Regions from separate parts of the Homo sapiens genome. Here region 2 is linked to region 1. The links are chromatin contacts, found by Hi-C in ENCODE. All regions are on one chromosome and are shown on one strand. The core of a region is the stretch at or near the end of the contact, and the rest is flanking DNA. Distances in the headings are between cores, read along the strand shown.

Region 1 (6,385 bases), core at 3,391-5,890:
TTATTTTTTTGAGATGGAGTCTCGCTCTGTCTCCTGGGCTGGAGTGCAGTGGCCTCATCTCTGCTCACTGCAACCTCCACCTTCCGGGTTCAAGCGATTCTCCTGCCTCAGCCTCCTGAGTAGCTGGGATTACAAGTGCCCGCCACCACGCCTGGCAAATTTTTGTATTTTAGTAGAGACGGGGTTTCGCCACATTGGCCAGGCTGGTCTCGAACTCCTGACCTCAGGTGATCCACCCGCCTCTGCCTCCCAAAGTGCTGGGATTACAGGCGTGAGCCACCGCGCCTGGCCAATTTTTCATATTTATTTTTAAGATCATTTGATGTATTTTACTCAGATTACCTCATTACCTCTAAGAAACCTCTGATGGTGATATTGATGATCTAATATATGACAGATCCTGGGTCATTATTATTTCATTTAGTGGTTGTATATATAGACCAAGAGGGAATTTGAATATTGATTCGGGGAATGGCCAGTAACGGTGATTTATGAACAAAGGATCCAGTGCAGTGAGCCAAACATAAGATTGCATCTTATGAGTGAGCCACGTTGAGTTTTTTCTGTTATACTTACCCGAATGATGATTAGTCCATAATCTTGTAGATGTTAATATTAAAACCTTTGTTCCATGACTATTAAAGATACATTGCTAGTTATATTGGAGGAAATATTTATGTATTTATTCTTTGGACTTACTATGAACAACTTCTCTAGTAGTTTGGTTGATAAAATTTATCAGTGTAATTAGTTATATAATTTAGGCACTTTAGTAATATAAATGAGTAAATTAGGATAGCTCAACTGGAAATAGTAAAAATTAAGTTAATATTTAGCTGTTATTACCTAAGGGATGTTTAGCTCATGTAAACATTTTAAAAATCAACTCGCTATTCTTTTGGTGTTTCCTCACTTTTGTATCTCAAGATGATTTTGTTCTGTATTCATTTTTTTATTCTAAAGGAAAAGATAGTAAAATAAGGTTATCTGGTCTACATAATTAGTAACAGTAGTGATTTTAGAACATGGGCTTATTTCTCAGCCCTTCTGCTTGCTTACTTTCCTTGAGTAGGTTAAGTTTTCTGCTTTTAAGATAAAATGGATATATTTCTTAAGGTTGTTGGGAAAATTGCATGGAAGAGTAAGCACACTGTTATCTACCTAGTTTAGCTGTAATTTTTTTGGGAGCCTAACTGTGTGCAAGGCAGTTACAGGTTTTTACTAGGACGAGTTATTTTTAAAGTACAGTGTAATCTCCCTGTGGATGAGAAATTTTGTTTCTTTTTTTCCTCAGTACACAACATATGTAATAGGTGCTCAGTAAATATTTGTTGAAGGAATAATTTGGTGAATAGTGGAAAGAATGGCTTTGTAGATAGCCTTGATTGGGATCTAAGCTCTGCTGCTTATTAGCTGAGTAATTTCAGTTGAGTTATTTTACCTCTCGGAGCCTCAGATTTCTGACCTTTATAATACTGATCTTGCTTTTTTGGTAAGGATTAGTGATATGTATCTTACAGTATTTCAGACAACACAGAAGTTAGCTTTTTCCCAATTTGAGGTAAATAAAAAGTTATTTTTAAATGGCAGTCCTCTCCAATTTTAAGACATTGTATTTCCTCCGAACTTTCTTTTCTTCTTTTTGATATGGAGTCTCACTGTGTCACCCAGGCTGGAGTGCAGCGGCACGATCTCGGCTCACTGCAACCTCCACCTCTCGGGTTCAAGCAATTCTCCTTCCTTAGCCTCCTGTGTAGCTGGGATTACAGGCATGCACCACCATGTCCAGCTAATTTTTTGTGTATTTTTAGTAGAGACGGGGTTTCACCATGTTGGTCAGGCTGGTCTCGAACTCCTGACCTCGTGATCCACCTGCCTTGGCCTCCCAAAGTTCTGGGATTACAGGAGTGAGCCACCTTGCCCGGCCTGAACTTTCTAATAGTCTAGAGTCCTCAGGCAGTTTTTTTGAATTGAATTACAAGTACCATGACTAGAAATATTTCCTGAGTGTCTACTATGTCTGCGAAACGAAGAAATTTTAGTAAAGGGTAAGACCAGTGATGAATATTAAGGGGACTTCTGTATAAATAGTTTAATTAATGTCCTCTAGACTTGATAGCAGTGCCTGCAGAAAGAAAATGAAGAAAGAGGGTGGTGACTAGTGGCTGGCCACGTGGTTTTAAAATCTCTGTGAGCATTGCCAGCCCCAGCCCTATCCATGTGAAGAAAAGAAAATAAACTCAAACCTCAAAGAATGCTGAATGTCTGAAGCTTCTAAGAAAGCCTTTCTGATTAGGGATAGCAAGGGTTTGCTTAGCTGACTTACTGAAGGAAAACTCCCAGGGGTAATGATGTGTTCTCTGATGTTAAGAAGGGGAAATCTAGTCTGTAAAGATTACACATAAAATATTTCTGAAAAGTGAATAACCTGATTGAGGTTCAGCTAAAGTGAAATAAAACTATAATTTATTTTTTCATTTTCTGAGCCTTTGCACAGAAAATGAAAAGGCAGAATTGGGTTAGTGTCATCCTTTTTTGTGTTTGTTTGTTTTGGTAAAATACAGAAAAGCGGCTCTTGTTAGTAAATTCTGTCTCATAATGATTATAATTTTATGATGCAAATAAGATCTGAGACTGATTTTGTAAAGCTAACTTCAGTTTTCATTTAGAGTTGACATGTATTTAGTACATAGAATTTAGGCTTACCTAAAACATTAATGTTTCATTTTACACAGCATTAGTGCATAATAACAAGGATGGGTGACTTTGGTAGTTCTCATGCTTAGCTGGCTCTTTTCTTTTCCTGTTCTCTTCATGTTATAACTGTTTTGGGCTTAATAGCCAGTGTTTGCAGTAGTTCACTGTCCATGAGTAGAAACCAAAAATAAAGCTTTAGATAGAACTCCTTATGGTGGCTTTGCTCCTGGTGGAATATCAACATTAGTTAACCAGTTTTAGAAAATTGTAGTTTAATTTTCTTTTGCCCTTATTAATTTGAAATGTGTTATACTCTCTTTCAGTGATGCTTATTAATAAACATTTTATTTTTTCTACATTTGTTAAATAAGCCTCATCACATAATAAGGCTAGGTGTGATTTCCTGGTAATGTAATGTAAATATGTGACTTAAAATTAGTTAGCGGTGTTGTCCTTTTAAGTAATTTTGCGGACAGTTTTAGGCGCGGGATATTTAATGCAGCTAATAAATGGAAGCAGGTTACTGTCTGAAAGACTGCAGCTGACTGTACATTGCACGTAGTGTATAAAACGTTGAGGGCTGTTGGGATATACACAGCTGAAGCATATTCCTGGAAGTTACTGCTCAGCTTTGGAAGGTTTGATAGTAATGATGCATTAACGGACTTTTTACATGACAGGGTAATAGGATACTTAGATCAAAAAAAATGACAGAGGTTTGGTAGACAATGGTTTGTGGTTTATAGGAACAAGATTAGGATGAAATTGTTTGAATCTTATTTGAAGGATAAGGAAAAAGCAGAGGTGGGAGTAGGTTGTACGTTAGAAGTGGTTTGGATTTTTGAAAGTCATAGTCATTTATAGTTTAAGTAGAAATCTGTTGTATCTTGTTTTACTAAGAAATGAACTATTACGTAGCAAGCATTACCAGGAGCTTCACCATGCACTACACCTCTACCCTCCCAGTTCCTCCCCCACTTCATCCTAAGCTCTTTGATGTTCTTGGAAAAAGGTTTTCTAAAAATCAAAAGAAAGTTATTAATGTGGGAATCATTTGAAGTAATCTTTTCTGTTTGTTGAAAGGAAATTTAATAGACCTTTTCTGGTTTTGTTATTTGTTTTTGTTTTGCTTTGTGAAATGCTGTTATTGAGCTTTTTGCAGTTACAGAATTTGAAGGACAAATGTTAGCTGTTATCTATGCCAGTGGTTTGGCTCCAATATGATTTAGAAGGAATGCCTTCTTGGGATTAGTGTCATGATATTTGATTATTTATTCGTTCTATTCTTAGCTGATTGTGGTTTGTTAGGTATTTCAACTTTCATTAACATTTGTTTAATGGAAGGTTGTTTAAAACTTGGGTCACAGCAGTAAAATCTTTTGATTTAGTTTCCAAATTGCACTTAAAGCTTGAGGTTTTGGAAATAATTTTATTTGATGTAAAAGCGATTGGGCACAGGTTGTAGAATGATAAAAATAAATTTGACTTTTTTTTTTACTTATTCATTACACAGGCAGATTGACTTAAGCTTTATTTTTGTAAAAGAAGCCATGATTTTATACATTCTAGAACCTGTTTCCATTTGTCAGAAACAACCACTTACATGGTCTCATAATTGAATGATATGTATTTTTAAAATTGTGTTTCACATTCTCAAACCTTCAGAATACACTGAATTTTTAGTATATAAAAATTTTCATAAGATATTCTTTCCTGGCCAAAGACCACAATAGAGGTCTTGATTGTGTGGTTTCCTCCTCCTTTTTCCCTTCACGAACAGAGGTTTTCCTATCTTGGCAGCTGTTTCCTACAAAGCAGTCATCAGTCCCTGATTTCTTCCTTCCTCCTCCTTCCCACAAACAAGGGCTCTTTGAATAGTGGATGACTGAAGACAGACTGATCTTGGATCACTTTAAGAAAGTGGAAACGTGTGCAAGAGTTGAGCATGTGGGCAAGCTGCCTGTAGGCACTAGCTCATTCAAATCAAACAATGAAAACTTGGACAGTAAAAATTCTTTGCTTGGAATCTAGAGTGGTCCAAAGGCTGACTTAATTTTACTTGCAGCACTTCATCCACGCGTTTACATTATTCTGATTGCTTGATCAGATCATCGAACAGACTGTAAGAATATAAGAAATTGTTCATTGATGGCCTTTTAAATGTGACAAGCCATGAGATTATCTGACTTTTTAAAATGCTTTATGTAGAATAACTTTCAGGTTTAAGGCAGGCACATTGCTACAGCAGTTGTAAACTGCAGGTTCACTTTTGGTTTTGGTTACCTTTGAATAGTCTATGGGAGCTCAGAGTGAAAAATGTACAGAGCCAGCCAGCTAGTTTTGCAGGGATGCGTGCCATGTGTCTCCATCAGATTAATTTTGGATACATCATTCTTTTTGAGGAAGTTTGCATTTTCCTTTGTTTCTTTGGACAGATAAGCATCTGAGGTGTTCTTAAATGGCATAATACTGATGTTGGTGATGCCTCCCTCTCCCCTGTGTCTTCAGTGCTTTCAGAGAGAGAGCTAAAACTTGGGCCAATTCTGGGTCATAGAGGGATCCTTAGGGAAGCATTTACATCTCTGAAACTGTGGGCCTGAATGATTTCAGATTAATTTCTTACATTATTTTTGTTGTGTTCTTAATAAAGCAAGATAGTACCTTTATAGGTAATAAGTGTTTCAAACCATTTAACATCTGCCTGCTTTTCCAATCAGGTTACATTATAATGAACTGATAGTAGAATGTAGTGTACTGCTAATAGCATCCCGTGTGATAAGCTACATGAAGCATGTAGTAAATGCACAGTAGGTCAGATAATGTGCAAGAACTCAAAAGTTATCAGGAAAATTTTGTTTTCTAAATTTTCTTTATGGTTTAGTGACAGCATCGAAATGATGTAATGAGTTTGTTTTACTGAGTTATGTATGCAACCTCAGAAAGGGAGGGAAGAGTTCCCTCCCTGCTGCACTTTGTAAAACTCTTTAGTTGCAGCAGGTTAAGGATAACTGGAGAAAACTTGGTGTAAGAGTATTATGTAGAATAAAATAATAGGAAACGAACATGAAGAAACTGTAAGATGTTCCTTTAACAGAAAAGTTTGTGATTTCCTTTCCCTCAGAGGCTAAATGAGGAGGCTGGATATATTTGGGAAATGCCTTCATTTTATGTGCATTATAAGGCTAATGTTTGCTGTGATTCCTCACACGACCTCAGAAAGAAGTAAAACACTTGGACAGAACCCAGCAAATGACCTGGTCTCATGTGATCCTAGAAGCCGAGAAATACTAAGTCATACTCCTGAAGTTTTTGTACACTCTGCAGTTTGGAGAACTGGATCCATAGGGGCTATGAATACCTAGCAGTCAGGGAAATAAGTTTGATTTGGTGATTAGGAATGTGGCATTTTCAGAATCCCTTTGTATATGGCATTATTTTGCCATGTACAAATTTTGGCAATTTGACTGTCAAAAAGGCAGTCAACCTTTTTGGGCTTTTGACTGTTTTCAGAATGTAAGATTCAGATATCCAGTGTATAGGAGCAGCTTCCATAGTGGACATAGAATCAAAATATGTTTTATATTCAGGAGAGAGAGAGAGGAACGGAGAGAGAGAATTGTTTTGTTATGTAGAAAGACCATAGAGTAAGTGATGGATTTGTTTGTTTTTCAGATATGAAGATCAATGA
Region 2 (6,983 bases), core at 916-3,415, 85 kb after region 1:
GTGGGTAGTGGAAGAGAGATAATGTTTGTAGTGTATGGAGCCAGAAGCTAGTCTATGGAAAAATCCTTTCATTCATTACATATATATATATAACATTAAGGGACATTTGGTTTTCATAGATAGCTAATCCAAAGAGAAGTTTTCTCTTACATATTCTTGGTGGAGTATGTAGAGTACACAGAGCACATGACAAGGGTAGTACTTAAAATTACCAATGTACCATACTTTCCCCCTCTTGATGAGTAAAATATGAAATAGAATTTATCAGAATGCCAGTGTTTGTAAGGCACAGGCTGGAGCAGTGTAGCAAGCACGAGCTCTTGTGGCAGTGTGGGTGCATGTTTTATGCATCACAACTATCAGTAGTAAAAAACAAATTTGGATCAGCTGTTCACAGGAAAAGCAACATTATAGAAAGTAAACTGAAATTTTTACATGAAGAGACACTCATAGACTATGTCGCTAAAAATATTGAAGTATTAGAAAGGAATATCAGGCAATTAATTAAAATGCTTTAGTTTTCTGGATTTTGTTGGTTGTGGTTCTTGTTGGCTTTTACAAATTTATTTCTTGTGATTTCTTTTTCTAAATAACCATTCACTTTGGTATCTAATTTTCTATATGTAATTTTTCTATTTTGTTTTTTATAGAAGGACCCTTAAATTTTACAAGTTTTAGACCCCACAAAACTTGAATTCACGCCTACCTTTTTTATTTATCAGGTGATAGTTTCAAGAAGTTGGCATAGCATTCCCCTGGACATTCACAGGTTGATATGTACATTTTAGGATATTTCATTGTATCTTTAGATATCTTCTTTGTATTTCAGAGATTTAGGATTTGGGAGAAGAGAGACTGAAAGATTAAAAATTAAACAAATTCATTTTTTAAAGGACATTATTTAAGTTTATAAACTAAAACATTTATTTATTTAGTAAAAGCTTTGAGCTAGAATAACCCATTTTCGCAGTTTATGTTAAATAAATGCTTGGCTTAAAGCCCTCCTATTATAATATGGACAAAACTAAATGGAGGAATAAACAGATTTTAAATAAATTTCACTAATATACTTTGCTTTTATACTCTCCTCCCCCTTCTTCTCCTCCTAATTTTTGGAAGTTTCCCTCACCCTCAACTCCCATTACAGACTTTATATGAAGAAAACTATTATTTAAGTTACTTTTCCTTAGTAATGGTGTTTCTGTTAGATTTATAATAAAAAACATCCTTTAGTAAATGAAAGCTTTTTTTTTTTAAGTTTTACTCTTGGTACTTAGAAAAATCACACAGGAATAGAATGTATGCTGATTTTTTAATGATATTTTATAATTCTGTAATTTTTTTCATACATTTGATTATCTTATGACATCCTAAAGTGTTCTTATCATTAATTAATAGAATTCTATGTAAACTTGAAAGAATGTTTGTAAGTAACTTTTGAAATCAAATTGTGAAATATGTGAATGAGACTGTACCTTTGAAAATGTACAAAAGCAGGTATGTTAGATAGATAAATAGTGGTCATAACAAATATATTATCTAATAAGTTGGTTCAAGGCACTTTTATATATCTTGCCATTTATTTCAACCCTTGATGAGTAGACCTTTATTAAGCTGTGATGATTACTGAATATGAAATGTAACCAAGATTATTTTTTATTCAAATATAATTTAAATATTCATCAAAGAGAAGTTATGCTTGAGACTGACAGAGACTATTAACATCAAAAAATATAATTAACTGCATTGGGTATCATGAAGCAGAGTTAGCCAAATAGCCGAGAGGTCTAATTGCTCTAGAGTTTGAGAAGCAATGGTTTTATTTTATGCTGTAGCTGTGGAATTAATAGTAATGCGGTTTCCTATGTGGGCCAATTAAAAGCTGCCTGTTAAGGTTCACTGCTCTATAGGAAACCCATTGAATATCGCTTAGTAAACAGGATTGACATGTCAATGTGTACAAGAAGATAAAATAGAATAAAAACTGTGAAAATGAGAAGTAGTATTAAAAGAACTGTCCTTGAAAACAACTCATAAAACTCTTTACCATTAGTGTTATGGTTGGTGTTGTAGTGTGCCTCCCACGTTCGCCTTTCAGGATCAGGCACTGTTTCTCCCAGCTGTCAAGAGAGTTGCCTGCTGATGGGCTCACAGCTGAGTCACTCCACAGGAACTGCCACGGGCTGAAGGGATCTTAAACTCTTCTCCCCAGAGGCAGCCCCCAGTGAATCCCAATGAATGCCAGAGTACAAAGGATTGGCTTCTTCATCTTTGCTTCATTTCAGGGACATCTCTGAAGGTCTCTGCCAACTCCAGAGCTCCCGCCCTGAGGAATTTGCTGGGCTTTTGTTGCGACTGCACTGGAGTTCGCCTTCTCACTCTCCCCAACCCTGCATCTGTCATGGCTTCAATGATAGTTCTAAGAGCACTCCCAATAAGCCTCTGAGAGATCTCTGCCTCAAATCTGTGCTTCCCTTGTTATCCAACCAAAGAAAAGTGCTAATACATTATAGGAATCTAGTAATTAAGTATAAAAACTAAAGGTTTTAAAGGAAAAAAAAAACAAAAAAAAAGCCCAATTCAGGTCTAAAAATGGCTTTTTGCACTCAAAACGTTTATCTTTGTCTTGTCATCCTTTTTCTTTAATAAAAGTAATATTTTGACCTTTGTGGCTCTATTAAGCTTTTTAACTGAATACAAAAAGAAAGTGCTTCTGATTGAATCCAAAAGGTTTTGCCTTGCCTTGGCTATAGAGGTTTAGAAGTGGGCAGACATTCTAATGGCATTTTGACATTAATGAGGTTGCTGAAATGGAAAAGTTTAAGGGTCAAAGATAAGAGCAGCGACAAGTTATTCTAGTGTTTCTTTTACTTAATAATGTCATATCAAATATGCTTAAGAAGTTGACCATGATTCCTTATGTAGAATATGTAATGTTTTATGAGTATACTACTTTAAGTATTATAATACTTTTTGCAAATAAAAAAATTCTAAGACTTACTATAAAACATGCCACCTCAGTCTATTAATATGTTTAGTTGCAACTTCTGCAAAACGTGTAAAAAATTTTAAAATTGCTTAATAGATTTTATTGTGTACAATATGATAATGTGTATAGTGTGTCTTTAAACTGCAGTGATAAGGCTGTTTTCCTAGTCATTCATTATTTAATGTGCTTACTCTGTTTATATCTGTGGCATAAGAGTGCACGTTAGCTTTCAGAAGAGCACAACATTTGCTGCTTCACAGCACACGGCCCTCCACTCCCAAGCCTGCACATGGTGTTAGTGATAGTTAAAGCACTTGAGTCTAACATTTTATAGATTTTGATGAACCGAGCCTTTCAGACAAGTTACTGATATGAAGCTAATTCAGGCTAGAAGTATAATATGAGGATAGACACTTTCTGCTTTCATTGTCACTTTTAAAAGCTTCTACAAACTGCTTGTGTAAACTATAAATCAGATACATTTTAGTTTGGTTTATATCATATGGTTATGGAACCATGCTTGGCTTCTGAAAATGATATCTTGTCTTTCATTGATTGATTTGCTGCCAAATGATTAGTGGGTTCTGAGATATAGAAGCAAATGTGCCAAACACTCTAACAGTATTTATTAACAACTGGTAAGAATATATTAGTATATTTGTTAGAGTACAGTCTGATGTTTATGGAGTTAATATATTTTAGAATAAGGTAGAGCGTTATGCAGTGCATATGATTCAGAGACTCTTAAAACAGTGACTAACCCCTCAAAGGCTCTGTAGTCTGGTGAAGAAGAGGAGATAATGTACAGAAATAACTGTGATACCAAATCTCCCTTATAGTGTAACAAACTTTCAAAAGCTGGTGGAGAAGGGAAAGTGGTAAGTTATGGCCTGAGAGGGGAAAAAATACTGTATGCTCGGGATACTGAGGAGGTCTGTTCAGGGAGGTATTCAGCTTCTGTCCCCTTTCTTTCACACTCTGTAACATGGAGCATGTTCGCCAGTTTCTTTTTCCTTTCGGGCATTGTGAGTGAATTCCCTCCTTTCACTTAAGCTAAGGAGGAAAGGATCTTTCAAAGATTGTGTTTATATATATCTCAAAAATTATGAAAATAGTCGTACAGAATATCATATTTAAAAAACTATTTTTAACTCTGTAATGTCAGCATGGAAAATAGCACTAGGATTTGAGTCCTTAATATTAACTCCGAAACAGTAAGGAGTTCAATCTTTTTATAGTAGAGAAGAGTAAGGTACAGTTTGATATTCACTTGTTAATTTTTATCTGTATAGATATTATTCAGATGTGGCATATTTATGGTATTACTATGTTTCCAAAATTACAGGTATTTCTACACTTTAGGATATAACAGCACGTAATGTCTTCTACCACTTTTTTTTAAAACCAGCATCACAGATGAATAAAAAGTTATCTGGCTGGGCTCAGTGGCTCATGCCCATAGTCCCAGAACTTTGGGAGGCGGAGGCGGGAGGAATGCTTGAGGCCAGGAGTTTGAGACCAGCTGGACCAAAATAGTGAGACCCCATCTCTATAATAAATAAAATATAAAATTACATTTCCCCTCCCTGCCTTTCTTCTTTTCCTCCTTCTTCCTATTTACCTGTGATCAATTGATCTATCTATGTATCTGTCTGTCTATCTTTTTAAAGATAATTTCTTGCTTTTGTGACTGAGATGCAGCAAAAGGACACTTCCCTTGATCTGTGCTTTTTAGAAAGAGCTCATTGGGTAATAGGCTGTAGACTGAATATTTACGAGTTGGTGTTCAGTTATCAAGAGAATGCCATCAGCAATGCCTTGTTGCTTTCTTATCAGCTACTTCCTGCTGTCAGCTTGGCACTTATTTCAATAGAAAAGGATTTGCATCAAATGTAATGCCTTATTATATACAGCTAACGTGGGGTTTTTAATTGTACAAACACATGAGACTCCTGCAGTGGTAGTCAATTTGATAAAAGGATTAGATTATGAATGTTTTGTCATGATTAAAGATTAGTTCAGATTTATCAGAAGTAAGCCAGTGAAATTTGTCATATATTTATCAGTCAGGTGAGACTCCATTAATCTGAGAGTGTATGAACCACAAGTAGCCATCTCTTTATAAAAGTCTGCTGAATTTGGTTATTTATATTCAGGTGACAGGTGCTAAGGATTGTTTTTGGCCTTCCCTACTTGCTCTACTGCTCAGAGTATCCCAAGAGTCTATGTCTCTAGCTTTTGGTCACTATTTTTTTTTTAATCTCATCTTATAGAATAGTTTGGTAAACATCTACACAAAATTTCTGTAGTTTTTATTAAAGAAATGACAACTAGTGTATACCTGAAGACATTTTGAATTGTTCCTTTGATTAAAAAACCTTCAGTAAAATACGGAAGATTGAGAATTCCAACTTAGAAGGTATTTAAATTGAGTACTTCTTGCCATAAACAAGACTAGGCATTGAGATAGATTGAAAAGAAGCCTGACATACAACAGAAAGGTGAAACTACAGTCCCAGACACAACTAAAATTACTGTGTGAGGCCTGATACAACAGTACCCACTGCTCTTGGAGTGTTTGGGAAATAATATAAACAAGGACATAAGAAGTTTACCGTGTAATTCTAGACATGGAAAATAATTAGTGAGTTTAGCAGCAACTAAAGTGCAAAATATAGGAGATGCCATAAAGCAGAATGTGATTAACTTCCAAATTAATAATATAGAGCTGCTGCTCTAGGAAAAGACTACTTCCGATTCAGGTAGTCAGGGAATATAATCCTGTTTGGCCAGCATCATTTGTATTGGCTTTCTGTATACCACCTGTGTGGCTGATTCTTCCCGCATATGTGTGTGCCTCCCTCAAGTATATAACAGGGAGATCCTGTTTTTAGGATTGCATGGAGGGCACCACTGGGAGTTGGAAAATAGCAGTTCCTCAGACTAGAAGCATAGTATCCTAAGCTCTGATAATTTTCTACCTCAGGGACTTAACGGTCCTTCAAATGGATCTTCTTATTAAGGAAGAGATAGTTCAAGAACTGTACATAGTCATTTATGTGAGAACTCAGTTCAGAGGTATTTGCTAGTGTGCTAGCTGTTTTAAATTACATAGATATCAAGATTCTCAAAGTCTACATAGAAAAGGTTGCCTCTGTTAGGATGATTTTTGTAGAGACGAGTACTGAGCCATGCTTATGGAGTAGATAATATCGTAGAGAGATGTTTAGGAGAGAGATCTTTCAGATGCAGTGATTCCTCTAGCCTGTGGTGTTAGTAAGTCAATCAGATTCTCTGGGCCTTAGTATATTGCACCTATATTAATGAAGAATTATATTAGATCGGTGATTTTTAAACTGGATTTCTTGGAGAAAACCCTCAGGTTGAGGGGTGATTGAGGTATATGGGAGGAGAGATCAAGTGGATTTTTCAGGGGTTTGGAGCCGAATTTCGCTACTATAATTCCAGACCTGTCTCAACTTCTATTTCTAATCCATTCTATTAAGCAGGATTTTTTTGTTCATTTTTTAAGTAAAATTTTTCATGTCAAAGAGATTGTGTTGCCAGAATCTGATACTGATTTGGTACTACTGTATTTGATGATGATACATAATTTATGCTCATATTTGTTATTAAGCACATACTTGCTAACAACATTTTTAAATTAAGGGAGAAGGATCCTCTGTTAGAACAGAATACTTGTATGAAAATTCCTGAGGGGAGTTGGGATATAATTTGACCATGAGGGTATACTCTCTATAAGTAGATGATAAAGTGAATTCCTTCTATGTGGGAAAGAAGGACATAAGGAAACACAGATCAAATTTGAAATTCAATAGTTAATAGAAAAAGATTCATGGCTTTCTGAATAATTATGTAGCACTTTGTTTTTAGAATAACAGTTTTCACTTTGTTGAACCTTTGGAGAAACATGAACTATGTATTTCCCTTGCCCTCCAACATTAACTTATTAATTCAGTTCATATATTCAGAT

Evidence for each region. A loop is a pair of places that touch in the nucleus more often than their neighbours do.
Region 2: a map of esophagus muscularis mucosa shows a loop between it and region 1 (1.9-fold over the local background). The contact joins two enhancer-like sites. A Hi-C loop is called at or near these places in 5 of 168 maps with a recorded cell type or tissue (Calu3, astrocyte of the cerebellum, endothelial cell of umbilical vein and 2 more).

What each region holds. Positions count from the first base shown.
Region 1 is chr1:81,830,516-81,836,900 of GRCh38, forward strand. ADGRL2 (adhesion G protein-coupled receptor L2) reads left to right here. Exons shown (of 24, transcript NM_001366006.2): 2 at 6,370-6,385. Among named protein-coding and RNA genes, the nearest start is that of ADGRL2, 33 kb to the left of the region's middle. Within about 2 kb of position 4,641, at least 3 of the 41 ENCODE cell types and tissues checked have a DNase peak (open chromatin) inside an H3K27ac peak, as active enhancers do.
Region 2 is chr1:81,918,311-81,925,293 of GRCh38, forward strand. The region is part of intron 3 of ADGRL2 (adhesion G protein-coupled receptor L2); the gene reads left to right. Among named protein-coding and RNA genes, the nearest start is that of ADGRL2, 120 kb to the left of the region's middle. Within about 2 kb of position 2,166, at least 4 of the 41 ENCODE cell types and tissues checked have a DNase peak (open chromatin) inside an H3K27ac peak, as active enhancers do.